Linked DNA regions of Homo sapiens: regions 1 and 2 are each linked to region 3. A link is an interaction called in ENCODE POLR2A ChIA-PET data of the cell type or tissue named here. Cell type or tissue: GM12878. All regions are shown on one strand. Each heading gives the region's core, and the rest is flanking DNA. Links, peaks and the distances in the headings are about the cores only. Region 1 has its middle 26 kb from the start of TCP11L2. Region 2 overlaps C12orf75 (chromosome 12 open reading frame 75). Region 3 has its middle 48 kb from the start of TMEM263-DT.

Region 1 (10,212 bases), core at 1,906-6,905, 630 kb before region 3:
TGAAGGTTTTGGAAACCTCTGGGATTAAAGGACAACTTGGATCTCTTTCCATTTATCATCTTGACATGTATTTGCATGTTTTCTCCGGAAATGTCTTACATTAGTTCATCCCAAAGGCAACCATGAGGCAGGCCTGGCATAGGCCAAAGGCTCATTCAAGAGGAAGAAGGCAGAATTCATTTACGCATAAGGTGCTGAGCCAGGTATTTTATACTTGACTTCCCATTGACTCATCACAGCCTATTAAGTAGATATTATTAATTTTGTTCGAGGTGAAAAAAAGAAAGAAAAAAAAAGCAAGACTCTGAGAGAGGACCTGCAAACTGGAAAACATAGCCTGAAATCAGTAAAAATAGTATCAAAACCTCTATCTGCTTGAGTCCAAAGTCCATGCTCTTTCAGCTGTGCCCTCAGAGGCTTCCTGAACCCACAACTAGATTCAGCTTGGCATTGCCATCTCTCTCAATCTGCTCCCTACTTACCAGACCAGCTTTATCTGCCACAATTTCCCACATTAGTTGTGCTCCAGCCTGGGCGACAGAGCGAGACTCTGTCTAAAAATAAATAAATAAAATAAAAATAATAATAATAAAATAAATAACGGATGAGTTGGCCAGCAGTGGTGGCTCACACCTGTAATCCCAGCACTTTGGGAGTCTGAGGCAGGAGGATCACTTGAGCCCAGGAATTCGAGACCAGCCTGAACAACATGGCAAAACCCTATCTCTACAAGCAATACAAAAAAATTAGCTGGGCGTGGTGGGTCACACACCTGTAGTCACAGCTACTAGGGAGGCTGAGGTAGGAGAATCACCTGAGCCTGGGAAGTTGAAGCTGCAGTGAACAGTAATCATGCCACTGTACTCCAGCCTGAGTGTCAGAGTGAGACCCTGCTTCAAAAAGATAAATAAATGAGTTCCAGCTGTACATTAAACCTCCTAATGGTACAGCCCAGGCGTGAGTATGTCTTTAGAGCTCCCTAGTCAACAGGTTTGTCCATCCTTGGTTAAGAATCACTACAATATATGGACCTTTTATTCCAGACAAACTCTGCCTGCATTAATGCCTTGTATGTACAAATTTCCTTGCCATTTCCCTTACCAAATTACCTAAACTGAGCAACTCCAATTGCCCTTCAACAACCTTCATCTCACCTCTCCACTGATCAATGTTCTGCCTATTGTCATCTATTCAAATCAATGAAAAAAGGTACAGTTCAGTAAGTGTTCAATGTTTGGAAAAAATAACCAGTGTAGACGCTCAGCTCACCCCACACACTATGATAAATTATAAATAAATTAAATAATTGCATACAAAGTTTCATGACTAGGAAAATCAGAAATAATGAAAATGAATCATATCTTAAAATTTTGCTGAGGAAATGAAATTTCTAAGCATGGAAGAAAAAGCTTGTGTAAAAGGGGAAAGTAGGCCAGATTCAACCACATAAAAATGTAAAACAACTGTATGGAAGAATAAAAACAGCTTATAGGAAAAATATTCATTGTGAGTATGACAAGCAAGACTTAGTGTATTGTTTTCTAAACAGGCCATACCAATAGAGGGTAAGTACTCTAAAGATGGGAATGCTGTCTGCCTTGTTTACTATTATATTTTCTGCATCTATAAATGCTTGGCCTATAACAACAAATGAGTAAATATTTGTTGAATAAAGAGATTTAAAAATAACTTATCCATAAGGTAAATGAACAAAAGATCCAAACATTCACAAAAGAGGAAATACAATTACTTCACATTTAGGAACATATTGCTAACCTCACTTGTGACGTAAGAAGTGGAAATAGGCCGGACATGATGGCTCCCTCATGCCTGTAATCCCAGCACTTTGGGAGGCTGAGGTGGGCGCATCACTTGAGGCCAGGAATTCAAGACCAGCCTAGCCAACATGGTGAAATCCCATCTCTATGCAAAAAAATACAAAAATTAGCCAGGCATGTTGGCGCGCGCCTGTAGTACCAACTACTCAGGAGTCTAAGGCAGGAGAATCACTTGAACCTGGGATGCAGACATTGCAGTGAGCAGAGATCACGCTACTGCACGCTACCCTGGGCAACAGAGTGAGACTCCATCAAAAAAAGAAAGGAAGGAAGGAAGGAAGGAAGGAAGGAAGGAAGGAAAGGAAAAGGAAAGAAAAGAAAAGGAAAGAGAGAAGTACTTAAAATATCAATAGATTATTATTTTTGCCTGTGAAATTAGCTGAGATCAAACACAATAAAGAAAACTCCTGTAATCCCAGCACTTTGGGAGGCCTGGGTGGGAGAACGGTTTGAGCCCAGGAGTTCAAGGCTATAGTGAGCTATGATCTCACCGCGGCACTCCAGCCTGGGTGACAGAGTGAGACTATCCCAAAAAAAAAAAGAAAAGAAAACTATAAAATATAATGCCAAAACACGGGTGAAACAGCTTCTTCATGCTATCCTTGATTCGGCCACTCTGGAGACTAGCAGAAATGGGAACGAGGTTCTGATGGCATTGAGATGGTCACTGTAATGGGATTAGTGGTTTTTTTTTCCTGGCCAGCAACCCTCCCTCCCCACCTCCTGACAGACCCCATGATCCTCAGGCAGTGCACCTACCCTCTGACCCCAGGGGAGAGTACACAATTAAAGACTGGCCAACCTGGCACTGGGATTTTTCAAACCAGCACCGAAGCCCTCCTTCTTCTCTGGTTGGGAATTGGTGAGGCTGTAACTCTGGCAGCTGCTGGCATGACGTCTCTTGAAACACAGAGAGAGTGGATCTGTAGTTGGGAAAAACTAGGTTGGTTTGCAGAGAGAACCCTATTGGCCTTCGTTTCCCTGGTTCTCTTCCTTCCTGAGGTCACGTTCTGTGTCCCTGCTCTTCCCACATGTTGCAGAAGTGAGTGAATCATTTTGCTCTTTTTTACATTTTTCATTTAGTGTGCTAGAGTGGGATTCTCTGGCTTGCAACAGCCTATTGTTAAATGTTCAGGAATTTTGTAAACTGGTTGTTAAATGGTTGGGAGCTTGAAATCAGCCCTGGCGGAAGTATTTACTCTCAGTCTACCGATGGGAGTTTCCAGCCCATGGAACTCTGCAAACACTAAGCACTACAAATCAGGCCTTTTTTTTTTTCTTTTTTTTTTTTCCTGGCAAGCCAGTTGTTAAACATTTACCAACTTTCCTTGAGGTAACTGGGCTGCAGTTCTGTCACCGACAATCCAGAGTATTTTGGACAATGCAGCCAGAGATCCTGAGAACACCTAAATCCCACCTGAGACTTTCATTATCACTAGCTTCCACAAATGAAGAAACTTCCCCCAGGCAGTCCCGAAGGGAGGTGACACCCAGAAAGAGTCTTATTGTTAGCTGGGCTTTAGGCCCCAAACCCCAAAGCAGAATTCTGGTGTGTGAAACTGTTCTGCACAGCCAAGGCTAGACACGTAAAGGTTCAACTTCTCCCCAACCTGAATCTTGGGTGGGCCATTTTGCAGAGAAAGATGACACGGTGCACATCTATCAGAGCTGTATGCGACGAAGCCACAGAGAAAGAGACCTCAGCAGAAAATGCATTTGCCTCTGAGCTTAGCAAGGATCTACCCGGGCAGGAGTCAGACCCGCTTGCTGCATGGGAGAAAAGAGAGCCAAGGAAAGGCCCAGGCTTCCTTTAAGGGTCCATGTTCTGGGTCAGTTTTCATCTGGGAATGCACTCAACAGATTGGCAGAGAAAGGAGACACTGTATCCGTCTCCAGACTTCTTTCTGCCCAGTGACCCCGCCCACGGTAAAGGTAACCCAACAAGCGCCTGGGCCTCTGGTCAATCATATTCCTCCTCTTCCTCTTCCTTCACTTGGAAACGAGGAAAGAAAGAAGGGGCTCAGAGAAGCAATTGGAGATAAAAGCTCCTTCTCCACGTGCCTTCGGAATTATTTTGGCAACACTAGGAACATTAAAATTGCCCATACTTCTTCATTTCTGGAAATCATTTCTAAAGAAATAATACAAAATAAAGGAAAACATTTATGCACAGACTGGCTTATTACTGAGCTTTTTAGACAAGGAAAAAAAAACTGGAATCCACACAAAGGTCTAACAATAGGAGAATGATTCAGTAAATTACAATATATTAACTCAATGTAATGCATTGCAGTCATGAAAAATGTTTTGTAAAGGTTATAATAGGATGGAAAAATTCTTATGCTATCTAAATAAAAATTAGGATTTAAATTTTGTATTCAGAATGACAGGCAACACAAAAAGGAAAGAAAGGCAAACTAGGCATTGACTGAAAACTGGAAAAACATACTCAAAAATGTTAACTGTGGTTTTCTTCTTTGGGTGGTAGAACTATTGATGGTTTTCAGTTCTGCTTTTCTCCATGTTTTGCAAGTGGTGTTCAATAAACTTACATAAAAATGGATACTATTTTACCGAGCATGTACTATGTGCCAGGTCCTATGCTAGGCACTTTTCATAGATTATTTTGTTTAACTCTCCCAGCAAGCTGGGCACAATGGCACATACCTGTAATCCCAGCTACTTCGGAGGCTGAGGCAGGGGGATCACTTGAGGCCAGGAGTTTGATGCTGTAGCGCGTGATGATCTCACCAGTGAATGGCTACTGCACATCAGCCTGGGCAATAGAGTGAGAAGCCCTCTCTAAAAAAAAAAAAAAAGTTACTCTCATAACAACCCTATGAGTTGGGTACTTTTATTATCTCCAGTTTACAAATGAGGCTCAGTGAGCTTAAGTAACTTGGCTAAAATCACACAGCTGATAGGTAGAGGAGCCAGGATTTAACAGCTGATCTGTCTGACTTCAGAACCAAAGCCTACTATCCACCCATCCCTCCCAACAAGAGAAAAAAAATAGATAAGCAATTTACATATGACTTTACATATAAAGAATTACATCTTAAAGAAAAAATAAACTTAAGCAGTAGATCCATCCTTCAAGGCTAGTTCTTAGGTGAGAACTTCTGCTCCCCTCCCTAAACTTTTGTGCTACTGTTTGTTCCCTTCATTCATTATTACATTGTCCTATGTTGTTGGCTCTCTTTTCTTTTATATAGGATTTAGGCTATCAAATAACCAGAAAGCCTGAGGGTTTCCCAACTGACTGAATGGAACCTCTGTTGGCGAGGGGGATCCCAAAGAAACCTGAAAAACTAGTTGAGGCCATGACAAGAAGGTGGAGTCAGACATGCCTGCTGTACCCTCCTCTCTTTGGAGTTTAGGCCCAACCGACCAGCATTAACATTAAAACAGAGATCATAAGACTGATCTCTTGGTAGGAACAAGATACCCAACAAACTCAACAAACTCTTTGTAGGAACAAGATACCCAGCTCCAACCTGACTCTGGTATAGATAGCATCACATGACAGATAGCAGGCCCTGAAGGAAATTAAAGTATTTTACCCCACAATATATTCCTTGTCATATTTTGGAATGGCCCTGAGAAGCAATCTCCAGTAGGAGAAATTTGCATTCTGCAGAGAATCTCCTTCCCTTACTAGTTCTTTACTTGAGAATCTGACACCTTGTAAGGTCTAATAAGAGACATTTATCATCTGTTATTTCTGAAACCTGTTACTTAGAGGTTTCATCTACATGACAAGAATTTGGCTTCCACCACTCCCCTTATCTTAACGCAAGCATTTCTTTATGCCAACTTCAACTCTTCAGGCATAGTTTAATTCTTTCAACCAATTGCCAATCAGAAAATCTTTAATCTATCTATGATCTGGAAGTCACCCCACTTTCAAGATCTTCAAGATGTCCTGCCTTTCCAGGCTCAACCAATGTATACCTTACATATATTGATTTATGGCTTTGCCTGTAACTTCTGTCTCTCTAAAAATGTATAAAACCAAGCTGTAACCCAATCATCTTTGGCACATATTCTCAGGATCTCCTGAGGCTGTGTCATGGGCCATGGGCCTCATATTTGGATCAGAATAAACCTCTTCAAATATTTTACGATGTCTGGCTCTTTTCATCAACAGTGGGAAGGACATCTTCCCCTCACTGTATTCTTTCTACATTTTTTTACCCACTTTCCTTCCTGCTGTATACTAGATGTCAGCTGCAGTCTCACTACATCATACATAAAATGAGGTAGAAACTTACAAATTCATGTCCTAGGGGGATGTTTAAATGCCTTACCCAAGATTTCCCCCAAATACCCCAGGAGTTTGCTTTCTTAAGTTTATTTTGTTATAGCCTCTTCTGCCTCCAACTCCTAACACTCTACCAAGCTACTTCATTCATGAAAAGTCTCACCTTTCTGTCTCTGACCCAGATGAAAACTCAACCCCTTCTTTGGTTTCTATGGAAAGCCCACACTTACAAAGTAATTCAAATGTGCAGAATTTACTGAAGTTATTGGAGCCCCAAGGAGAGGTTTACTCTGCTGAAATTCAAAGAACTTCAACATGAACTTTGACACATCCTTGTAAAAACGAAATGAAACAAAATAAAACTCTTTGGCCACCAGGCCCTGAAGATGTATTATGGCCGCTTTGCTCTATGTAGTGTCTCACTGGATCCCCACTGACCCTCCCTCCCCATGGTCTGCTATACTTGAACTCCAAATTCTCTCCACTCATGCAAGCCCCAACCTCTAGACTCAGCTCCTAATGCTCCCAGGTGCCCCGTTGAATAAAAAGACTTTTTATTGATGCAGAACATACTCTTCTTACAAGGCAGCTGTTTGTGGATAGCAAACATTTTTTATCCTTTTCTGTTATATTTAAATATATAAACTTTATTGAGCATTTGCTTTGTGCCAGATGCTAGTCATATAGAAAAGTGAAAAACACGCAAGCAACAATCCTTAAGAACTTAAACCTTAAGTTCCTTAGGAACTCGCAGCTTATGGAACAAGCAACCCTCATGCCAGGTCATTGATGCTATAATAGAGACAGGGGCAAATAACCATGGGGCTCGAGGGGATGGGACAGCCTGTAGATTGGGACCCCTTAGAAATTCAAGGGCCTGACATGCAGCTGTCTTGATTCCCTTTCTTTAGCCATGTGTTCAGCTGGTGTTCCTCATGTCTCCCTTTCAAAAGCTTCATTTTGGGTGTAGCTGCTGATGAAGGATTCTTCTCGGCTCCTTTGCTGGACTAGAAGCAAGGGGCACCCCGTCTACTCAGCCCACCACGCTCAGCCCCTTGCAGGAGGAAGCACATGAGTGAGTGAGTGTGGGGTTCAGCCAGCCACTCTGAGCACCAACACAGGAGCAAGCTCTGTGCGGGGCCTGTGCCCAGACCAGGCATGTCACCCCAAGGGAAATGTGGTGGTGCCCAGGCTGGGATGCCTGCAACCCCAAAGCCCCAGAGTGGGTGTTAGTGGGATAATTAGCTCTTTTAATTATGCCATCCACAGCCTGACAGATGGTGGCATGTTAGCAGCTCAGTCGGCCCCTGGCCCCATCTCATGGGGTGGCTGCCCTCCGCCAGTGAGGGCAAAGGGCCACTGTGACCGCCTTTCTGGGTACCTGCACTTGGTGGGTCCTGAGCTCTTGTCTAGCATCCAAGAAAAACGAGGTCACGCTGACAATTGAAGGGTAATGACAGCGGAGAATTTTATTGAGCAACAAAAACAGCTCTCAGCAGAGAGAGAGCTGGAGAGGGGATGAGAAGATCAGCTTATCTTCCCCGAAGTCAAGTCGTCTCTTCCCCAAAGTCAGGTTGTCTCTGTCATTGTGGCTGAATCTGGGGTTTTTATAGGCACAGGATGGGGGTGAGACAGGCCATAGGTAGTACTGGAAAAGGCAACATTTGATTGGTTAAAAGGCATTATTCAGAAAGAACCAATTGGGAAAGAGCAGACAAACAGGAATAGAAGTTCTCACTCTGGGCCATGGGTTTCAGGCTGTTTTTTTGGCTTGAAGGTGAGGTTTCACTGGGGACCCACCCCTGTCCCCCTAGAATTTCTCTGCCTCCTGCCCCTGTTACTGCCATGATTCTTCCACTGCATTATGTAATATACAGCATTTATGAATGACACTATCCCAAATAACACTAACTTGACAATAACTCCAATTTGAAACATGTAAAACAGTAGCTCTGTACTACCTCTGAACCATCCTGCAGGGTACCATGAGCATCTGCAAGATCATTTGGTGGCTTGAGCAACAGAAGATACTGAGGGTTCTACAAAGAAAGCCAATATGTGCTAGATGCTCAAAAAGTCCATTTCAACCTAAGTTTCCTGTACCTGTTTTTGTTTGTTTGTTTGTTTGTTTCCTCAAAACCAAACGCAAACCAGAGCTTTTCTTTCAGAGTCTTTAAAAATAAATGGGGTAAGGGAGAGATCTCTGTTATCACAAAGGATGTTGCCTGCCTTGACAACGGTTTCAACAGTTCCTTTACAAAATACTGTGACTGTGCTGTATTTCACCGACTAGCTTGAATTTTGAGCATGCAGCAATTTGGTTGCCAAGACAATCAAACTGTCTTGTCATAGAAGCTCTAATATTTGTAGAGTACATACTACATGCTAGTTGTTGCGCTGACTGGTTAAATATAATATCAATTTAAACCTCAAAATGAACCTATGCAGTAAATGATATGTCAGATTTCTAAAAGAAGAAAATGGAAGAAGCTCTTGCATTTTCTAGAATTATATATAAATAGAACCATTCAATGTGTACTATTTTTGGCCTTGCTTCTTGATGATTTCAAAAATGAATTTGCCGAAGATTGCACAGCTGATAAGTAAAAGAGCTGGAATTTGAAGCCAGGTTCATTTGAGTCTAAACTCATGATATCTCTCAAACGTAATAATCTATGGAAATAAAAATTGCATTGGTTTTGAGGTTATTTCTAATAATTTGAAACCAGATGTTAAAATCAAATGTTTTATCTTTTAATGATATAATCAAGATTTGCCTTCACCTTAGCATAATATACTGCTAGTAAGTTTAAAGTTCAAATCATAGTTATTGATGTCTTCTGGGTTGAGATATTTTAAATTGATGTTTTTAAATATAAAAGAGACATATGGTCATTGTAAAAATGGTATAACTTTATGGAAGTATAAAGTAAAATGTAAATGTCAATGGCCAACAAAAATTTGCATAGACACTTAACCAAAGAAGATCTATGGATGGCAAATAAGCATATGAAAAAATGTACATCATCATCAGTCATTAAAGAAATAAAAATTTCCCATTGGAAGACCTAAAATTTAAAAGTCTGACCATGCCAGATATTGGCAAGTATATAGGAAAACTGGAATACTCACATACAGCTGCTGGGATGTAAAATGGTAAAACTGCTTTGGAAAACAGTTTGGCAGTTTCTTACAAAATTAAACGTATACCTGCCATATGACCTAGCCATTCCACTCCTAGGTACATATTTACACAAGATAAATGAAAACATGTGCAAATACAAAGACTGGAACACAAATGTTCAGAGAAGCATTATTCATAATAGCCCCAAACCCTCAACAATCCAAATGTCTATCAGCAGATAAATGGATAAGCAAATTGTGATACAGCCATACAATGTAATGCTATTTAGCAACTAAAATGAATTAATTATTTATACCCTTAACGATGTGGATGAACCTCAAATTAATATTGCTGAATGAAAGACACAAGGCCAAAAATAGTACATACTGAATGATCCTATTTATATACAACTCTAGAAAATGCAAACTGTTAGTGACAGAAAGCAGACCAGCCATTGCCTGGGGATGGAGGACAGAAAAGGATGATAGGGAGGGTTTTCAAGGGCAGTAAAGACACCTTTGGGGGTGATGGATATATTCATTATTGTGATTGTGGCAATGGCTTCACAGGTGTATACATTTGTCAAAATGTATTAAACTGCGCACTTTAAATATATCCAGCATACTGTATGTCAACTATATTTTGACAAAATTCAACACACACACACACACACACACACACACACACACACACTGCAAAGGACTAAACGCTTATGTTCTCCGAAAATGCATATGTTGAATTCCTAACCCCCTAGGTGATATTTGGAGTTGGGACCTTTGGGAAATAATTAGGTCAAGAGGATGGAGTCCTCATGAGTGGGATTAGTGCCCTTATAAAAGAGACTCATCAGCCCTTCTGCTATGTGAGGACACGACAAGCAGGTGCCCTCTATGAACCAGGAAGTTGCCCTCACCGGTTGCCAAATCTTGGACTTCTCAGCCTCCAGAACTGTGACAAATAAGCTTCTAGCATTTATAAGTCACTAA
Region 2 (9,496 bases), core at 4,497-9,496, 1.6 Mb before region 3:
AGATAGGGTTTCACCATGTTGGCCAGGCTGGTCTCAAACTCCTGACCTCAGGTGATCCACCCACCTCGGCCACCCAAAGTGCTGGAATTACAGGCGTGAGCCACCGTGCCCGGCCTAGCACTTTTTTAAGTCTGATAAGAAACATTTAAAGAAGCTTCATCTGCAAAATAAAACCTTGGGTCTCCAAAATCCCTTATCTTAACTCAAGACAATTCCAGGAATCAATTGATTCCAGATCTTTAAATAAACTCTTTCAACCAATTGCCAATCAGGAAATCTTGGAATCCACCTATCACCTGGAAACAACCCCCCACACCCCCACCACTTTTGAGTTGTCCCGGACCAAACCAGTGTACATCGTACAGGTATTGATTGGCCTCTTATGTCTCCCCATAACGTATGAAACCAAGTTGTAGCCTGAGCACCTTGGACACGTGTTCTCCAGACCTTCTGAGGCTGTATCACAGGCATTCCTTAACCTTGGCAAAATAAACTTCTAAATTGATTGAGACCTATCTCAATACTTTTTGATTTACACAGATTTTCTTCTAGATTCTCATGCTTGACTCTAAAATAAAACGTTCATTTTCACGGGTGTATGGTGGCACTAATTTTTGTTAATTTTTTTCTATCAAAAACACTCTACTGTTGGCAGTTTTTCCTGTGTTAAGATTTTTTTTTAAGTTTAGGATCTTTTGGTTTAATAATCTCTGATTCTAAAGTAGTTTACATAATGTATCATTTTAACAGTAATGGTGGCACAGAAATGTTCTTCCCTGAAGAAAGGAACTAAGATTATTACAAAGTTTAGGTTTAGTCAAAGCCTTAAAAGAATTCGTTTGAGACATAGCCTCAATTATCTTTAGGATCAGCTTTTAATTTGCAGTATTACAGATGCAAAATGAATATCATTGTTTGATTGTTCTTGCAATTTGGCAATAACTTTACCCACAGACTTATTTACTTACTTTGTAGCACATCTTCCTTTATTTTTACACCTCTGTGACTTGTGCAGAAGTTATTTTAATTTCTATTTAATATATATCGAAATTGAAATATTAAGTGTGACGTCTAATAATAACTTAGTTTGCTATTTTTATGTGCCAGCTTTGTGTTAAGTGTTTACATTGTCTTTTTACACATTGTCTTTTTAAATCTTCACAATAACCTTTGAGAAAGATACCTTTTACCCTCATTTGACATAAGGGAGGTGAGGTTTTAAGAGGTTAAAGGATGCTTAATACCATATATCTTGTAGGAGTTGGAACCAAGTCCTGTGCCTCCCAGATAAAGATATTGGGAGGAGGAAATGTGGGCAGAGAATCTGCGAGAAGTAATGGGGATGGAGACCAGAAGAGATGAGCTGTTTTTGTCACATGGGTGGTGTATTAGGGTTCTCCAGAGGGAGAGAACTAATAGGATAGATGAATGTATGAAGGGGAATTTATTAAGGAGGACTGACTCACATGATCATTAGGTGAAGTTTCACAATAGGCCGTCTGCAAGCTGAGGGGCAAGGAAGCCAGTCCGAGTCCCAGAACCTCAAAAGTAGGGAAGTCAACAGTGCAGTCTTCAGTCTATAGCTGAAGGCCCATGAGCCCCTGGCAAACTACTGGTCTAAGTCCAAGAGTCTGAAAGCTGAAGAACATGGAGTCCGATATTCGAGGGCAGGAAGCATCCAGCATGGGAGACAGATGAAGGCCAGAAAGCTCAGCAAGTCTGCTCTTTCCACCTTCTTCTGCCTGCTTTATTCTAGCTGTGCTGATAGCTGATTAGATGGGGCCCACCCAGATTAAGTGTGGGTCTGCCTCTCCCAGTCCACTGACTCAAATGTTAATCTCCTTTGTCAGCACCCTCACAGACACAGCCAGGAATAATACTTTGCATTCTTCAGTTCAATCAAGTAGACGCTCAGTATTAACCATCACAGATGGGAAGCCAATGGGAGCAGAGTTAGAGATGCATGTGACTCTTTTTGGAGCTAGGCTGGTGTGTTTGAGGCTTCCTAATTAATTTAGTCCATTGCTTGCATTAGCGCACAGTTTGACTTAACCTGCCGTGCAGACACCAACTTAAAAGGTGTATGGCTTAAAAAAGAAAATGTTTCTCGAAGTCTACCAGTTTTAAAATTCATAAAATGTGAGGTTGGATTAATGTGATCTGTAAAATCTTTTTCAGAACTGGCACCTTGTAATTTACAGGAACTGTTAAAGATGGGTGGAATAGATTCCAAAGCTAAGATTTGAAACTTAAACTAAATTTGAAATTTAAGATTGGAATTTGAGGCCCGGTGCAGTGGCTCATGCCTGTAATCCTAGCACTTTGGGCAATCAAGGTGGGAGGATTGCTTAAGCCCAGGAGTTGGAGAGCAGCCTGGGCAACATGGTGAAACCCCATCTCAAGAAAAAATACAAAAATTAACCAGGCATGGTGGTATGCACCTGTATTCCGAGCTACTCAGGAGGCTGAGGTGTGAGGATCACTTGAGCCCAGGAGGCAGAGGTTGCAGTGAGCCGAGATTGCATCACTGCACTCCAGCTTGGGCAACGAAGTGAGACTGTATCTGAAACAAAAAAAAAAAAAAAAAAAGATTTGAATTTTATGATTTTTTTGCCCTCCTTTCTCTGTTTTTGAAAATTTTTTTAAACCCATTTTCTCTTCAGGAATATTACTGTATTTTAATTAGGTATTAGACAACATTTTTGTAGCAATACTATCACACCAATACAAACCTATCTTCTTTTTTTCTCTAGGCCCTGCAGGAGCAGCCAAAGATGTGTAAGTATTGAATATTAATGATTTTATAAGCTGTCTTTCTGAGGAAGTTGCTGTTTTTCATGATTATGACCTTTAGATCTCTGTGGGTATGGCTGAAAAGACATGGAAATACTTTGTGTATAATGCACATGTCAAGATGATCGTTGTAACTAAAGTGCTATTCAGAGAGGGTTCTTTGTGCTTTTCATTAGCTTTTCAGTTGCCTGGGCACTTTAACTCAGGATCTTAAGAAGGGGAAATGTTGAATTGTGTTTTCCATCCCAACTGGTATAGAGATTTTTTTTTTCTTTTAGTTAAAAGCAAGTGATTATAGGAGAAATAAGCATGTAGCTCCTATGACTACGCAGTGTTTTAGAGTTAGCTGGGGAGGAAAGGCTGGGGCCAAGCAGTTACCAAGTGTACATTGAATTGTTTTAAAGTTGATAACTAGATATTCGAATGAATATATAGGGCCATTCAACATAGTCACCATTGAGCTATCTTTAGAGCACAGGGCATTTAATAATGGGCATCTCCCTGTGGAGAGATCTGGAGCTCAGGAGCATTCAGGATTTCCATGCCCCTTCTCTCTGCATCCTCCTGCCTCTAATCTAGCTATAGCAAGGACACTACAGCAGTTCACTCTTTAAGAGTATTTCTGGTTACCCAGTGAAGGGTGGGATCAACTCTCCCACCCAAAACTGGGTTGGGTGTCAAGACTGATTCACCACATCTCAGGAGGGTGTGGAAAGATGTATTGCTCACATGAGGCTTTCTGGGGAGAGCAGGGCAGCCATCCAAACGGGTCTAGTTTTTATTTTGGTTGGAGAGTGGGCTGGGGTGAGGCTACTTATGAATGGGCAGAGGTTTGATCTTCCTGCTGGCACAGGGAAGAAGTGCCCCCACTTTCTTATTGGCTTACACAGATGTGGGGCAAAAGGGGAGTGATGGGGCTCAAAAGCCTTCAATGGTCAAATACCAAAAATAGGGCCAGGTATGGTGGCGCATGCCTGTAATCCCAGCACTTTGGGAGGCTGAGGCGGGTGGATCACTTGAGGTCAGGAGTTCAAGACCAACCTGGCCAACATGGTGAAACCCTGTCTCTACTAAAAATACAAAAAATTAGCCAGGCATGGTGGTGGGCCCCTGTAATCCCAGCTACTTGGGAGGCTGAGGCAGGAGGATTGCTTGAACTGGGAAGGTGGAGGTTGCAGTGAGCCGAGATCACACCACTGCACTCCAGCCTGGGTGACAGAGCCAGACTCTGTCTCAAAAAAAAGAAAAAAAAGAGTCAGACTTTCTTATTTCTTATTACAAAGAATTTAGAGAAGATGAGAATGGGATTGTAAAGCTTTCTGGGAATTAAATATTTAAATATGCATTTTAAAATTAGGACTTTAGATACAAAGGAAGCAGTAATTGATGGCTTCTAGCTCCTGTTTGCTGTGTTGGAGTTTATTACGTAAACATTTAGCAACAGTGAATACTGCACCCTGACCGTATTCCTATTATTGCAATATTTTGGTTTCTCCTTCAGTCTCTCCCTTCAATTTCTATATGTGTTGCCAGATTAATTTTCCTCAAGCACTGCCCTGCACTTGCATAGGACCTCTGCTCAAAACCTTTCAATTATTCCCATCGTCCTCTGGACTGAACCCAGGATTTATTAGGAATAGGAAGAGCATTTATGTTTTAGCCTCAAACCGACTGGCTCGCATGGCGTGGGAGGAGATGCTACAGTGGAGAGTGAGCAGAGCCCAGGGCTGGGAGGGCTGTGCAGAGCTTCTTCAGGCCACTGTTCTCAGGGGCTTCTGCGACCTCATGCTTCTTGCTCCTGTCCTTGTGTTTTGCTGTGCCCACTGCCTGGAGTGGCCCTTTCCCTTTCCCTTTCTGTTTATAGAAATGACATCTGTTCTGTAGGGCATGTGTGTTATCCTTTGTGAGAAGTATTTCCTGGCTCTCTGAGCTGCATAGTGTGTCTTTCTCCTCAGAACCTTCACAGCATTTTGGACCTTTCTTGTGGGGCATCGTGTTGGGTTTATATCGTAGTTCTTCATGTTCTTGTCTTTTTTCCCTTGAGGATTGAGAGTGGGGCAATACCTTACCCATTTTATTGTGCTCTAGAGTTATTCATGTCATGCTTTGATCATAGTTTGTGTTGAATAAATAGTTGTTGAATCAGTTCCATCATTGCTTTTCAAGGACAGAGTGATTTCATGACATCTTTCTTTTTCTAATAAAATTTAGTGATGATTTTGTCAACAGAATTAACCGTTCCAGGATGCGAGATGCCATTTAACTACTTAACTATTTCACTATTTAGAATCCTGAATTCTTCAGATTTCCCTTGACTATACCTCATTCTATGTCCTATAACTTTAAAATAAAGTAATTTATTAAATAAATGACCTTTTAAAAACAAATGCAGTGGATTTACCTGGAAAAAGTTAAAGAACATTATAATATTACTTTTCCTTACACAAAAGGTATATTCAGGCACGTTCAATTTTTTAAGTGGAAGCTATAGATTTATAAATCTTGACTGTAATATTAGGTGATGCCATGAATGAATGACGAGCTAAGAAATTAAGATGACACTTAATTTTTTTATTATGCACATTAAAATTTTTTTTTAAAATCTAAACAGACTGATTCCCAAACCAGAAGGATTGGCCAAAATAGTAGAATAAGTACTGAGAGTAAAGAACTTAGAATAGGGCAAACACAATATTATGCAGACCACAGGAAAGTCTTTGTGGGAAAATGGTTGTTATTTTTGGAAGCCAGAAATACTATATATTTAAAAAATCAATTCTCTAGGAAAGGTCTGCAATTTTTACTACTCGTTTTTCTTATTTATTTGCTGTTTTCTATAGGTGAGAAGTCAGTATATAATAATAAATAAAATGATGTATCTGTCCTGAAGTAGTTCACTGTCTACTAGGGACCAAAATACAGTGTGGTAAGTGCTAATTATTCCAGTGTTCAGAATTTAATGCTGGTCTTGGAATTGAAGGATGAACAAGAGTTCATGCAGAAAAGGAGAAAAATGGCAACCCATGGCAGAGGACAAGCATGAAAAAAGGCATGGGAGTGCCAGAGGACAGTAGGTCTGGGACCAGCCAGCCAGGTGGTGTCCCCTGGAGCCTGTGCCTGTGGTACAGTCTGGGCAGAAGTGAAAGATGAGGTTGATGGGCAGGGCTGGCTTGTGAAGGGCCTTGGGTGCAAGGCCAATAATCGTGCTTGTTTTTTTTTATGCATTCAAGGGCTGATAGAGATTTTAAGGTGGAGGAATTAAATGATTATGTTTGAGTTTTAGGGCAGTAACTCCCAAAGCAGTGTGACACATGGGATGAGGGAGGGTGCAGGCACAGAGGAATAATGGAAGTGAGGCTACAAGAGGGTCAGATAGCAGAGGGAAAGGAGAAGAGGTGATACAAACAAGATGCATTAGAAAATGTAATTAATAAGATTTGTTTAATGACTGAACGGGGAAGGAAAGGAAAGGAAACTCTGAGGATAATGCTGCAGTCAAACTTGAGCCAAGGGAAGCGATGGCTGATAGTCCAAAGAGGTCATGGGGGGCTGAAGGAGGAAGAGAAGTCATTGCGTGTGTCATGATGGCCACATTGGTCACCCTGGGGACTGTAGTTTCAGTTGAGCAGGGTGAATGATAACCAAGTCAAAGTGGAAGTGAGCCAGGTGCAAGGAAGTGGAGAGAGTGATGTGGGTCTTTGGTTTTTATGCTGTTTGGCGGTAAGGAATGGAGGGATGTTGGTGGCTTTAAGAGGAGGCAAATTTTCAGAATATACTGTATTAGAAAAAGAATACCAAGGAAATTTGGAAAGTACAGGAAAGTATTTTTTAAGAGAAAAATTCAGTTATTATTCTACCACCAGAGACAATCATTATGAACATTTTACACTTTTCTTCAAGTGTTTTTTGGTTGTTTCTGCCCAGTTGTGAGTATGGTTGATTTTGTGTATTGAAGTTTGTTTTTCCTTTTGTCTTTTTTTAAAAATTATTTTTTGGCATGGAGGAGGCATGGATATTGCTGTAGGCTAAAAGACAGGAACCAGGCGAGTAAGAAAAGCTGATGGTGGTTTGGGGAGGGGGTTTCTCTCTGGTGGTGGAGAGAATAACGATGCATGTAAATCCTATGACAGGCTAGAGAACTCAAAACCTAGCTAGGTTAACCTTCAACACTTGAAAGCATGGTTGACAATGTCTAGAAACTTAATCACCATAAGAAAAAGCCTACATGTGTATCAGAAAACAAGCCTATTTTTCCCTCTCTTTCTGTCTCTTTGAAATTAAATCACAGTGCAGTAACACACTGAACAAAACAAACAAAACAGTGAATTCAAGGTAATGACATTCGGCCGCTTTCACAAACCTGCCAACATCAACCATGTTCTTATTTTAGTGTGGCAGATTCTCAGCTATTTGGCACAAATAGGCTGCGTTGGGATATTTTTGGTAGGAAATGGCAGAAGCCCAGTTTAAACTGGCCTAAACAAACAAACACAAAGGAATTTATTGGCATGTGGAGTGGAAAAGCTCCAGGGACTTGGCTGTAGTCACAGCTGGATCCAGGTGATCAAACAACAGGAAGAAATTCTCTTCTCTGCTTTCGTCTTCATTCTTAGGCAGCTTTCCTCAAGTGGTGACAAACAGGACCAGTTTATATCTTATCAGCTTCCTAATTCCTGTGGAAAAAAGCAGCTTCTTTTTCCTTGTAGTTTGATCAAAAGTCCTAGGGCTGGGCTCTCTTGGCCCGTTGGGGTCATGTTCCTATCTCGGAATCAGTCAGTGGGCCAGGAGAATGTGGGGTGCTCATTGGCCAGGCTGCAGTCATGTGCTCACCACTGGAGCCAATCAGTATCATCAGCCCCACCTTACCATATGGCCAAAGAGCAGAAGAGGGGTGATTCCCCACGGAAAAATTGGGATGCCGTTACCAAAAAAAAGGGGAGAAATTGTAAGTGGGCAAACCGAAACAATTGGAATTTAATTGAAAGCATTTTTTTTTGTAGATCAATTTTCGTGTTCTTAAAGAAGTCTTGATTTAAAGCTTAAGCAATATTTATAAGAATATTATGACTACGTTTCAAATAAGAAACAGTATTAAATAAGTTGACTCAAATATAATGTTTGCTGTTGAAAATAAAAAACCATAGCTACTCAATGTAAACAATGTAATTCAAATACTTCTTTCACTTAAAACATGTAAAGTGAATCTTACTGAGATTCTTTCCTTGGTAAAGCTATTTTATTATTATGGAAGGTAGCAAATACAGGGAAAAATATTTTGGAATGAAATGACATAAAACCCATTGGCAATTTGTTTTTGTTTTTGTGTTTGGAAAAAAGAAATGATAAATCTTTTATGTTGAGTTTCTTGGGATCCTTTATAAATTTACCATGTCTAATGCACCCATGTCAGCTGAGCCCTCTCTGCTCCTCATAGATACAGACCTTAGGGTATCTGATGGGCTCTTTTCTCATCCATGTAGTAGAAGGTAACGCTGTCTTCTGAGGGTGAAGAGGATGGGGTTGAAGTAGCATTGAAAAAGCCTGCATTTTGGAAGCAGAGGGACTTGTGTTTAAAATCCCCTTCACCATTTGCTAGCTGTGTTACATTGTGTCCTTAGTATAATTATCTGTGAAATTGGGATAATATAATAACTGTGCAGGGTGATCATCTTCATCATCATCATTCTTACAGTAGTAGCTAATCTTTACTGAGGACTGTGCACCATACACTGATTTCCAGCATTTTCTGTACGTTATCTCCTTCCATACCCATGATAATCTGATGGACAGAATAATGATGTTTCATTTTACAAGTGAGGAGGTGGGGAGCACAGAGAGCTGAAGTAGCTGCTGGAGGGACAGATTACAAATACAGTATATTTAATATCCTAGGAAAATACTTGGCATTATGCTTGTTGCCCCCGGTGAATGACAGCTAGAATTATTAGTTAGTTTAAAATGTTGTTGAAAAAATTTGGCAGGGCCTCTGACATGAATACTTGATGGCAGAAGACCCAGCATATTGAGGGCCTTGCTGTGGTTAGAAATCATATATTCCCATTGGTAGCCATGATGAGATTTTCCTTAGGTCGGACCCTGTGAAATAGGAGCAGGAAGAGAGAGAGCAGATGGACGGATTCATCCAGGGATGGAGAGGAATAGGTGGTGACCAGCAAGTGCTGCAGAAATACTTGACTGCAAGACATGTGCTAGGGAGAGAGGGAAGGGAAACACGAGGGGCTGATGGATAGGGAGGACGGGGAGGGATGGATGAACTGGAGCTGATGTTGCAATAAGAAAGCAGCCTTCTTGGGAATGATGGGACTATCGAAAGGAGGATTTTTTTTTCCTCCCTAGGGAGTGGGATTTTCTACTCTAAAATGTGGTAAAATAGTTCCAGGAACTATACTCCATGGAGCAGCCATCGGAGTATGTTAGCGGAGCAGCACAGAAGTTGTTGGGATAGAGGAAGTCAGCAAAATATGAGGTGAGAGGTTGGATGGGTGGTTTTCACGAATTTCTTTTTCTTTTTCTTTTTCTTTTTTTTTTTCAGAGTTTTGCTCTCTTGCCCAGGCTGGAGTGCAGTGGCACTATCTCAGCTCACTGCAACCTCTGCCTCCTGGGTTCAAGTGATTCTCCTGCCTCAGCCTCCCAAGTAGCTGGGATTACAAGCGCATGTCACCACGCCCAGCTGATTTTTGTG
Region 3 (10,212 bases), core at 3,396-8,395:
ACTATTTGTAGCTCCACTTCCTGTAGTGTCTTCCACCTTAGCAGGACCATACCTGCCCACAGCTTTCTTCACTCCTGGCAGGCTGGCCTTTTCCTTTTCATAAGACTTGATCTGATTATACCAACATAGGGCATGACACAAGTCAGCAGGCGGTGGGCCGGACACTGCTTCATAGACTGCCACACGTGCTTGTGATGGCACATACCCTCGATGTAGCTCTTGTCCACCAGGTAATCGTTGAGCACCTGGAGGCTAGCCGGGCTTTTCAGATCTCTGAAACCCATGGCGTCATCGGCTGTATCCAAGAGCTGGGAGCAGCAGAAAGAGCGCAAGTTATGGGCACCCTGCGCTGAGAGAGGAAGAAGCTACGTTCTTTTTTTTATTCCTCTAACATTTTATCACCCAAGCTTCCACTCTCCAGCAGAAAAATAAGTAACCTTGTTTCATCTGTAGACCTAGAACCCGTCTTTGACTGACTCTTGCTCCCACTTGCTACAGCAGGACCCTAGTTACAACAATCCCCAAAGTGCTTCTGGAAATCCCCATAAAGTATGTTGCATGGATTCACAAAATTAAGATAGCCATCTGTAAAGCTTAAGCTATATATATCCAGGTCGGTGTTGTTTCAATATTTCTTCCTCCACATCCTCACGCCCGTACCTAATATCCAGCCATACTTTTCTAATCACCATTCCTAGAACATCTGACGCACCTGTTATACCTGCCCAAGCTCCTCTTCACTGATGAATCCCAACGTCTCTGCTTGGTGAACTCCGCTTTCAAAATCCATCTCAAAGTCCCCTCCTCTGTGAAGTTAAGAGTGCCTAGAAAAAATAAATCAGTGATTTTTTTCCTTCCATTGTGTCTTATTAATGAACATGTTTTATAAAGTGCCTGCCAGGAGCCAGAGTATGAGGATTAAAATGAATTAATAACGTAGAGCTTAGCTCAATGCCCAGCACCCTAAAACCACTGCATAGGAGTTAGTTATGATGCCGATGATGACGGTGATGATGCTGCCAGTGCGTCTCAGAGAGAGAAAGGACGAACGCACAACCCGGGATCCAAGGGGCCTGGAAGCTGCTGAGAAAGGCCCTCAGGAAATCCCAATACCGTGCAAATTGAGCTTTGTAATAAGGCACAGGGCACTTTTGGATCACACGGACGGGATTCTTATCCAGCCTAGGTTCTGCAAGAGATCAAAAAAGTTCCTCCAAGGAGTGGGCATAGAAGGGAGCAGTATAAATAAAAATAAATGCACATTCCAAGAAGCTGCTAAAGCTCTAACCTTTCCGGACTACGCTTTGGAAGTGCCAGTTTACACCAGGCTCGACAGTCGAGCCACTTGGATCCGAGAGCCCATGGTCCAGCTGGACCACCCAGCCTGCTCAGGACACCCGCCTCGCGAGTGGAGCGCTAGGATTCAGGTCCAGATCTGACTGGGAAGCTTCCGCAGGGAATTCCGCCCCGGACCCCTGGAGACCCACATCGTCCGGTGTGTTTTCCTTTCACAACACTTCCCACAGCCTGTAATTACATGATTATATATTTGGGGGCATGTGTTTACTGTCTGTCTCCCTGACTGGGCTGTCAGCGTTTTGCTCACCACTGGATTCTCAGGGCTCCGCACTCAGGAAAGGTTCAGCGAGGTTTGTGTTCAGGGAACTGGGGAGGGCGGGGCCGTAGCGAGGAGCAGCTGGGCCCGGCGTGGGGGTGGGCGGGGCCCAGGGAGTAGGCGGGGTCTGAGTGAGTGGCTGCTGGGCAAGGAGTCTCGGCAGGTAGCACTCTGCGGAGAGCAACCCTGAGAGTCTAAGACCCTCGGGGGTGAACAGCCCCTGTCGGATGGGTAGCCTGCTCCAGCCAGACCATCCTCCACCATGTCCACATTGAGCTTTCAGAAAATGTACATTCTAACCATTGTAGTGGCCCTTTCCCGCCTTCAGAATAAAATCCAAATCTTAAATGCAAGATTATAAGCATCTTTATTCAGTTACATTTCAAACGCTTATTATTCTGAAGGGGTTTTTTTAAAATTAAGCATTAAAAGTTACTTTAATAAAGCAACTCATGGATATGTGATAAAATTGTACAAAACTAAATACACTCACAAGTGTATGTAAAACTGTGACATCTGCATAAATTTGGCGGGTTGTATCAATGTTAATTTCCTGATGGTGATAATGTAATATAACCTTGCACGGTGTTTCATTTGCTTTATTTCTTACAACTGCATATGACTCTAAAATTACCTCCAAGTAGTTTTTTATAAATATACATATATAACAGAAAATAGTTGCCAATAAGCTATTTTTTAATACTTTCTATGTATACCTCGTGTTCCCTGAAAGGCACTTGAAGGGAAAAACCAGGTCTGATTAATTTTCATAACAGCAATAGAAGTTAATAGCTTCATACAGAGTACAAATGAATTTCTAAGAATTCTCAGGCCACAGTTCAGTGCCTAACTCAATGATTAAGCTTGTGAGACCTTTTAAGGCCCTGGGAGAGACCCTGGCAAAAGGTTCACATGATCATATATTTTTGCACAGTTTGAAAAATTAAGACATTTTAGTGGCCATCTATTAAGATCACTGTTTCTTTTCATTCTAACTTTCCTTTATCAAATTTCTCTTCCATCAGGTGACAGTGTCCTGGCTCAGGGCATTTTGGGGTCTTGCTAAGGGGAGATTGAGTTGGAAATGCTCCATTTTAATCACACTTTGGAAAGATGCTTTGGGGACTTTTCAGTAAAACAGGTGAGAAATTTGCAGTCTCCTGATGTGGATATATATGAAGGGCATCTTTTATTTTTTGCGTCTTTAAATATATTTTTGAAATCCTCTAGAAAAATTCATATAGTAAAAAAATGGTACATGAAACAAAAAGAAATAAAGATGAGCAATAAAGCCAAAGAAAATTATTCTGACACTGAGGAGCATAACAAAATCAATTTCAGGTAATACTAAAACATAATTAATTGAGAATAAGAGACACATTTTAAATAACAACAATAGTCAGGCTTTTGGATTGCTTGATAATCTAATGATAAGAGTGAATTACAGGGACCCACTAGGAATAGATTTAAACTTGCTCAATGATTTGCTAAGGAATACTAACAACTATGAAGATAATATCAAACACCTGACCCACATTATGGAGAAGACACTGAGGACTTACTGGTTATGGGTGTTATCAATTTAATGAGTCACTGTGCATTAAGCATTCACTGTGCGAGAAAACTTCAACTGCCCTGAAAACTTATAGTTCATTCACGATAGGAATTTGATACTTCCTCAAATTTGACAACAATCTTAAAAAAACTTATATCCCTTACATGTGACATTTGTTACGGAGCTGAAACAAAGAATTCCAAACTCTCCATATAAAAACAAATTATGTTTTTATTTTTATTTATTATTATTATTTGAGACAGAGTCTCTGTTGCTCAGGCTGGAGTGCAGTGGTGTCATCTTGGCTCACTGCAGCCTCTGCCTCCCAGGTTCAAGCGATTCTCCTGCCTCAGCCTCCCAAGTAGCTGAGATTACAGGCATACACCACCTCACCCAGCTAATTTTTGTATTTTTAGTAGAGACGGGGTTTCGCCATGTTGGCAAGGCTCGTCTCGAACTCCTGACCTCAGGTGATCCACCTGCCTTGGCCTCCCAAAGTGCTGGGATTACAGGCATGAGCCACTGCACCCGGCCTCCATATAAAAACAAATTATGATCAACCACACTAGGAGAGAGAGGCTGATTATCTTTCTATTTTCTCTATGGAAAATGTAACAAAATCCTTGTTTATACAAAGATGTGTCTTGGTCCATTCGGGTTACTATAACAGAATACCTTAGGCTGGGTATTTTATAAACAATAGAAATGTATTGCACACAGTTTTGGAGGCTGGGAAGTTCAAGATTAAGGTGCCAACCAACTCAGTGTCTGGTGAGGGCTTGCTCTCTGAGTCAAAGATGGCACCCTCTTGCTGGGTTCTTACGTGGCGGCAGGGACAAATGAGCTCCCTCGAGCCACTTTTATAAGGGCATGAGTCCCATTCCTGTGGGTGGGGTATCGTGATTGAATCACTTCCCAAAAACCCCATCTCTTAATACTATTACATTAGAAATTAGGTTCCAACATAGAAATGTTGCGAGGACACCAACATTTAGACTATAGCAAGGTGATTAAAGATTATGCAGCCAAATATAGTAGGAAAATGATCATAATAGAATATTTCAAATTATTAATAAAAAATATTAGGTGTTTTTCTGAATCTTGTGATGTTCGTGGTACTGGACAACTTCATAAAATTTGTATGTAAGCATTCACTTTCACGTCTAACTTGGCATTCATAGTTTTGTATTCTTTTCTTAGAGAACCAAGAACTACAGAAGCATCAGGCCTCCCAAACCTGGATCTGCCTCCATCTCTGTAATCCAAGGCTATACCTGCCTCTGCTTACCTTGTCAGCCCCAGCTTCCACCACCACCCACCATCCCCAACCACACAGACACCCAGGAATTCCAAGCACCAGCACTTCACATATGTTACCTCATTTAATCTTCACACAATAGCTAGATTCTATTTTTATTCCTACACTGACGGATTAATGGCAGAGCAGGGGTTCGAACTTAGGTAGCCAGGTTCCAGCGTCCATGCTATTAATGAGAACATTTGACTTCCTCCCATGTTGGTCACATCATCTTTAAAATTTATGAAAAACTACTAACAGTGCTAGAGTTAGAGGCATTATCATTTCATTCTCATAACAACCTCAGGAGATAGACTGAGACTCTTCACTTCCATGCAAGAAATGCTAAGGATGAATCAGTCAGGATAGGCTAGGACATGCTGCAGAAACAACCTCCACAATCTCTGCGCAACAATGAGGTTATTTCTCAACTCCTGTTCTATTTGTTCTATTTCCTTCCAGTCATGTGGCAGAAACACACCAGCGATCCTGCTGTCACAACCCAGCCTGATTGGGGCTGCTCAGATTAGAGATAAGCATGAGATGCTATGGGGAAAAAGGGACAGATGGCACCTAACCTAGCTTTGGAAGGTGAGAAAAGAGTGACAAGGATGCTTTCCTAGAGGAGCTGATACTTGAATGAGCTTTAGAATAGAGCAAAAACTAGCAAGGTGGGTGACGGGAGGAAGACTTATTTTTTTTTTTTTTTTTTTTTGAGATGGAGTTTAGTTCTTATTGCCCAGGCTGGAGTACAATGGCATGATCTTGGCTCACTGCAATCTCCGCTTCCTGGTTCAAGCAATTCTCCAGCCTCAGCCTCCTGAGTAGCTGGGATTACAGGCATGCACCACCACACCCAGCTAATTTTTTTGTATTTTTAGTACAGATGGGGTTTCACCATGTTGGTTAGGCTGGTCTCAAACTCCTGACCTCAGGTGATCCACTTGCCTCGGCCTCCCAAAGTGCTGGGATTACAGGAGTAAGCCACCATGCCCAGCCAGGAGGGAGGGTTCCCTAAGAAAAAATTACTGCCCCTAATTTACAGAAGAGAAAACTGAGGCTTCTCCAAGATCACATATCTCACCAGCAGAGGGCCAGAGATAGACTCAGTGAATTGTTTGCTCTCCCTACAATGTTGTACGTCTGTCTTGCATGCAAATGTTTCAACATGCCTCTTCTCCTACCTGAATCAGAACCCAGCCCTCCAGCCCCAGTGAGGGGGCACAAAGAGGAAAAGGAGCTGCCGCGGAAGGAAGGCATACGCCAATGAGTTCCTGGAGGTGGGGGTCTGGGGGACGAGCACGTGGGAACCAGCCTGAGCATTTGTGAGCTCTGGAACAGTCACCCTGGGCTTCCAGACCTTCATTTGAATCTTTAACGAGCTGGAATGACCTGAGAAAGAGGACTAGGAATCTACTGGGAAAACCCCAGCTCAGAGGGCCTCTGGGGAAGGAAACCTCCTCAAATCCCAGGCTTTCTGGACTCTTCTTCTAGTGCTCCTCCTTTTCCTAGGTGCGGCAGACACTGTGTTGAGTACCTGCCCAGCCTACACCTGCCTCCCTGAGAGCTGTCCCCTCACACCCACTCTCAGAACCTTCTTGGTAATGTCTGTGCCCATCCACCCCAGCCTCAGCTGAGGTGGCCCAGACAGGGAAGTAGCACAGACAGAGTGGGACAGGGAGCAAAGACTGTGTGGCTCTGAAGCGAGTAATTGCAGCGCTGAACTTTCCAGGACACCCAGCGGTAGTACCATTCTTTTTTTTTTTTTTTTTTTTTTTGTCTCCCTTAAGGCAGTTGAATGGGTTCTAGTGATGGTTCTGTTAAATTAAGTTTAGCCTAAAACTGCCTCCTTACATATTTTAAGTTCGGCCTAAAGGTTTCTCTTACCTAGTGAACTGTAACCTAACTGGATGTGTGAACAGACTGTAACCTCCTCTTGTGCCAGTCATTGAGTTTCTGCCAATCACAGGTGGCCAACTGTTCAAATCATGTTTAAATCAGGCGAATGCATGTCGTAACCACGTGGGCTGTTTCTGCACCTCCATTCCACCTTCTGTAGGTCATTTTCCTTTTTCTGTCCATAAATCTTCTTATACCACATGACTAGCTGGACCCTCTCATTGAGGGGCTGCCCAATTCACAAATCCTTCTTTGCTCAGTTAAACTATGTCAATTTTTAAATTTGTCCTCTTTCTTCCTCTTTCTTTCCCTTTCTTTCTTTCCCCTTCTTTCCCCCCTTTCCTTCCTTCCTTCCGTCCTTCCCCCCTCTCTCTCTGTCTCTGTCTCTCTCTCTCTCTTTCTTTCACCCAGGCTATAGTGCAGTGGCATGATCACAGCTCACTGCAACCTTCCACCTCAGTCTCCCAAGTAGCTGAGATTACAGGCACGTGTCACCACGCCTGACTATTTTTTGTATTTTTTTGTAGGGACAGGGTTTCACTACGTTGTCCAGGCCGGTCTCAAAATCCTGGGCTCCAGTAATCCTCCTGCCTCAGACTCCCAAAGTGCTGGGATTACAGGGATCATCCTGATGCTGCCTGTCAGATTGTGTGCACGTGTGCCTTTTCCTGGGGCATGTTTCCTAGGAATCCTCTTAAGATCCTAGAGTGATCTATGGCCCAGAAAAGGTTAAGAACTATTAAAAGAACAAAACTGGCCGGGAACCATGGCTCAAGCCTGTAATCCCAACACTGGGAGGCTGAGGTGGGAGGCTTGTTTGAGCCTGGGAGGTCAAAGCTGCAGTGAGCCGTGATTCTGTCACTGCACTACACGGGTGCATGCAGGTTCTTATTCCTGTCCCCTCTCCCTCCCTCATCTGTTTTCCAGAGGTCTCCAGTTTTGGTCATTGAGGTATCCAGACCCAATCTCAGGTGGAACAGAAACCAGAGTCTTTGGTGGCAGCTCTTGGGCCAGACCCTAATGCTCCTGATGGGTGCTGTAGTATGCACGGGCAGCAGAGAGCTGTGGAGTTTGACTTCCTGCCTGGAATCAGGTCCTTTCTAAGGCCTGAGAGTGAAAAGGGAGCTGCTTGGAGAGCCCAGGCTGACCCATTCATGGAGGGAGCCAGGGAAGTGGGGCAGAATTGGCATGCCGTCTCATTCGTTTTGAAAGAATATTGTCTATCTGTCTCCCAAGAGGTGGGCTCAGTGCAGACTCTGGAAACTGAGCCAGGATTTTAGGACATCTGGATTCCTCTCTCTGCATGGCAATAAATAAGCCCTATTCTTGGGGACACTTTGGGCATCACAAAATGATAAATAAGAAAGTCATCAGAGCCGGGCGCGGTGGCTCACGCCTGTAATCCCAGCACTTTGGGAGGCCGAGGTGGGCGGATCACGAGGTCAGGAGATCGAGACCATCCTGGCTAACACGGTGAAACCCTGTCTCTACTAAAAATACAAACAATTAGCTGGGCGTGGTGGCGGGTGCCTGTAGTCCCAGCTACTCGGGAGGCTGAGGCAGGAGAATCGCTTGAACCCAGAAGGCAGAGGTTGCAGTGAGCTGAGATTACGCCACTGCACTCCAGTCTCGGTGACAGAGCGAGACTTCATCTAAAAAATAAAAAAAAGAAAAAGCCATCAGAAGATAATAATTTTTTTATTTTTTAGAGACAGAGTCTCACTGTCACCCATGCTGGAGTACTGTGGCATGATCATAGCTCACTGCAGCCTTGAACTCCTAGGCTCAAGCAATCCTCCTGCCTCAGCCTCCCGAAGTAGCTAGGACTACAGATATGCATCACCATACCTGATTAATTTTTTTTGTGTGTGGAGACTGGGGTCTCACTAGGTTGCCCAGGCTGGTCTCAAACCCCTGGTCTCAAGCAATCCTCCCACCTTGGCCTCCCAAAGTGCTAAGATTACAGATGTGAGTCACAGTGCCCAACTGAGAAAATGATTTTTAAATGCAGGTCACATTTGTGGTTTGTGTTACTTCCTGATTTTGCTAATTAGAGCAATACACAAACCCACCACTTCCCTTTTTTCCTCCTATAGCTCTATCTATGAAAATTCTATGGTGGGCATTTTCTTCTTAGTTTTCCCCAAAGCCTAGCCAGTGTCTCTGGGACTTCAAGCAGGGGAAGAAAACCATTCTTATGAAGACAAGATTGTACAGATTTCTATTCCGGTCAAGTGTTAATACCCAAAGAGTAGTTTAACGCTTCCTTCCTCACTCCCCAGAAATCTTGTCAGCTGATCCTGGTTAGAGGCCATCCCAGACCTAAGGGCAGGAATATGGTGGCCATAAAGAGGATGGAGAAAGTTGCTAGACTGAATCAACTGTAGACTCCAGCTCCTTATGAAAAGTGGAAAGTACATGCTGGGTTACAAGCTGACCCTGAAGATGATCAGACAAGGCAAAACGAAATTGATCATCCTCGCTAACAACTACCCAGCTTTGAGGAAATCCAAAATAGAGTACTAGGCCCTATTGGCCAAAACTGGTGTCCGATATTATTGCCACTACAATGGCAAGAATATTGAATTAGGCACAGCATGCAGAAAATACTAGAGTCTGTACATTGTCTATCATTGATCTCGGTGATTCTGAGTTCATTAGAAGCATGGCAGAGAAGACTGGTGAAAAGTAAACCATACAAAATTTTGTTTAATAAAACTTGCCCAGAACTTGTTTTTTGGTTTTTTTTTTTTTAAAGAGTTCATGTCACCATTGCAAGAGACAGTTGGAATCTTCCCGTTTCCTCTGTTCTCAGTGTCACACACTGAGAACTCCTGGGTGATGATAACCTCAGAGGGGTTCTCTATCAGATGCCACCTCCATCTCAGGAAGTGATGGGGGGGAAGTTACACTGGACACTTACTGAGTACCAGGCTCTATGCTGCTTTGACACATCCAATGCAGGATTTATGATCCTCATTTTTCAATCAGGGAAACTAAGTCTCAGAGCAATAAAGCTTTCCCAGGATAACTTAGCTAGGGGTCTCAGAGTCTGCCTGCAAACCTAAGTCTGATCTGGCTCCAGAAGCTGTGTGCTATCCACTCTGTAGCTCTGTTTCAGAAACGTCACTTTCCTTATTGTCGGTTAAGATTCCATACTGCCAGACCAGGGAATCCCATTCTCTCCCAGTAGGAAATTTCACAAACCTCCTAGTCAACAGCGAATTGGAGAGTCGCCCCATAAAAGCCTGGGCATCCATCTACTAAATGCAGGCTGGGGGAGGGGCTCAGGCAGTTGCTGGTTCTGGTTCCTTCTTGAGTTTGACTTCATTTCCTGTCCTTGGAGGCCATGGGACACCCCCATGTTCTTCCCATACGTTGACCTTTTCTGATTCAATAGGGAGAATAGGTTTTTGCTTCTTTTTTCCTTTCTTTTTCTTCGAGACAGTGCCTCACTCTGTTGCCAGGCTGGAGTGCAATGGTGTGATCACGGCTCACTGCAGCCTTGTACTCCTGGGCTCAAGTGATCGTCCTGCTCAGCCTCCCAAGTAGCTGGGACTACAGGTGCACACCACCATACCTGGTGAAGTTTTAAATTTTTTGTAGAGACGGGGTCTCGCTATGTTGCCCAGGCTGGTCTTGAACTCCTGGCCTCAAGTGATCCTCCTGCCTCAGCCTCCCAAAGCACTGGGATTACAGGAGCAAGCCACCATGCCTGGCTGGTTTTTGCTTCTTAAAATCACATGAACCCTGATTAACACAGAAATAAATCAATCCAGTTCTTTTTGTTTTGTTTTGAGGTGGAGTCTTGCTGTGTCGCCCAGGCTGGAGGGCAGTGGCGCAATC

Evidence for each region. Peaks named below come from ENCODE experiments on the same cell type or tissue, not always from the same donor. Only the 100,000 strongest peaks of a DNase experiment are listed, where the experiment ranks them.
Region 1: POLR2A ChIA-PET joins it to region 3 with 6 read pairs; 1 of 35 experiments calls an interaction of 5 or more read pairs at or near these places.
Region 2: POLR2A ChIA-PET joins it to region 3 with 5 read pairs; 1 of 35 experiments calls an interaction of 5 or more read pairs at or near these places.

Annotation. Positions count from the first base shown.
Region 1 is chr12:106,271,910-106,282,121 of GRCh38, forward strand. No RefSeq gene overlaps it. Among named protein-coding and RNA genes, the nearest start is that of TCP11L2, 26 kb to the right of the region's middle. In GM12878, for the core only: no CTCF peak of the experiment used is centred there; a DNase peak (open chromatin) is centred at 4,372; H3K4me3 peaks cover 771 bases.
Region 2 is chr12:105,345,849-105,355,344 of GRCh38, forward strand. C12orf75 (chromosome 12 open reading frame 75) reads left to right here. Exons shown (of 6, transcript NM_001145199.2): 2 at 2,754-2,778. Among named protein-coding and RNA genes, the nearest start is that of C12orf75, 20 kb to the left of the region's middle. In GM12878, for the core only: no CTCF peak of the experiment used is centred there; a DNase peak (open chromatin) is centred at 6,433; H3K4me3 peaks cover 442 bases; H3K27ac peaks cover 1,697 bases.
Region 3 is chr12:106,902,055-106,912,266 of GRCh38, forward strand. It overlaps the pseudogene EEF1B2P4 and the pseudogene RPL30P12. Among named protein-coding and RNA genes, the nearest start is that of TMEM263-DT, 48 kb to the right of the region's middle. In GM12878, for the core only: a CTCF peak has its summit at 5,560 (motif pointing right); a DNase peak (open chromatin) is centred at 5,572; H3K27me3 peaks cover 136 bases.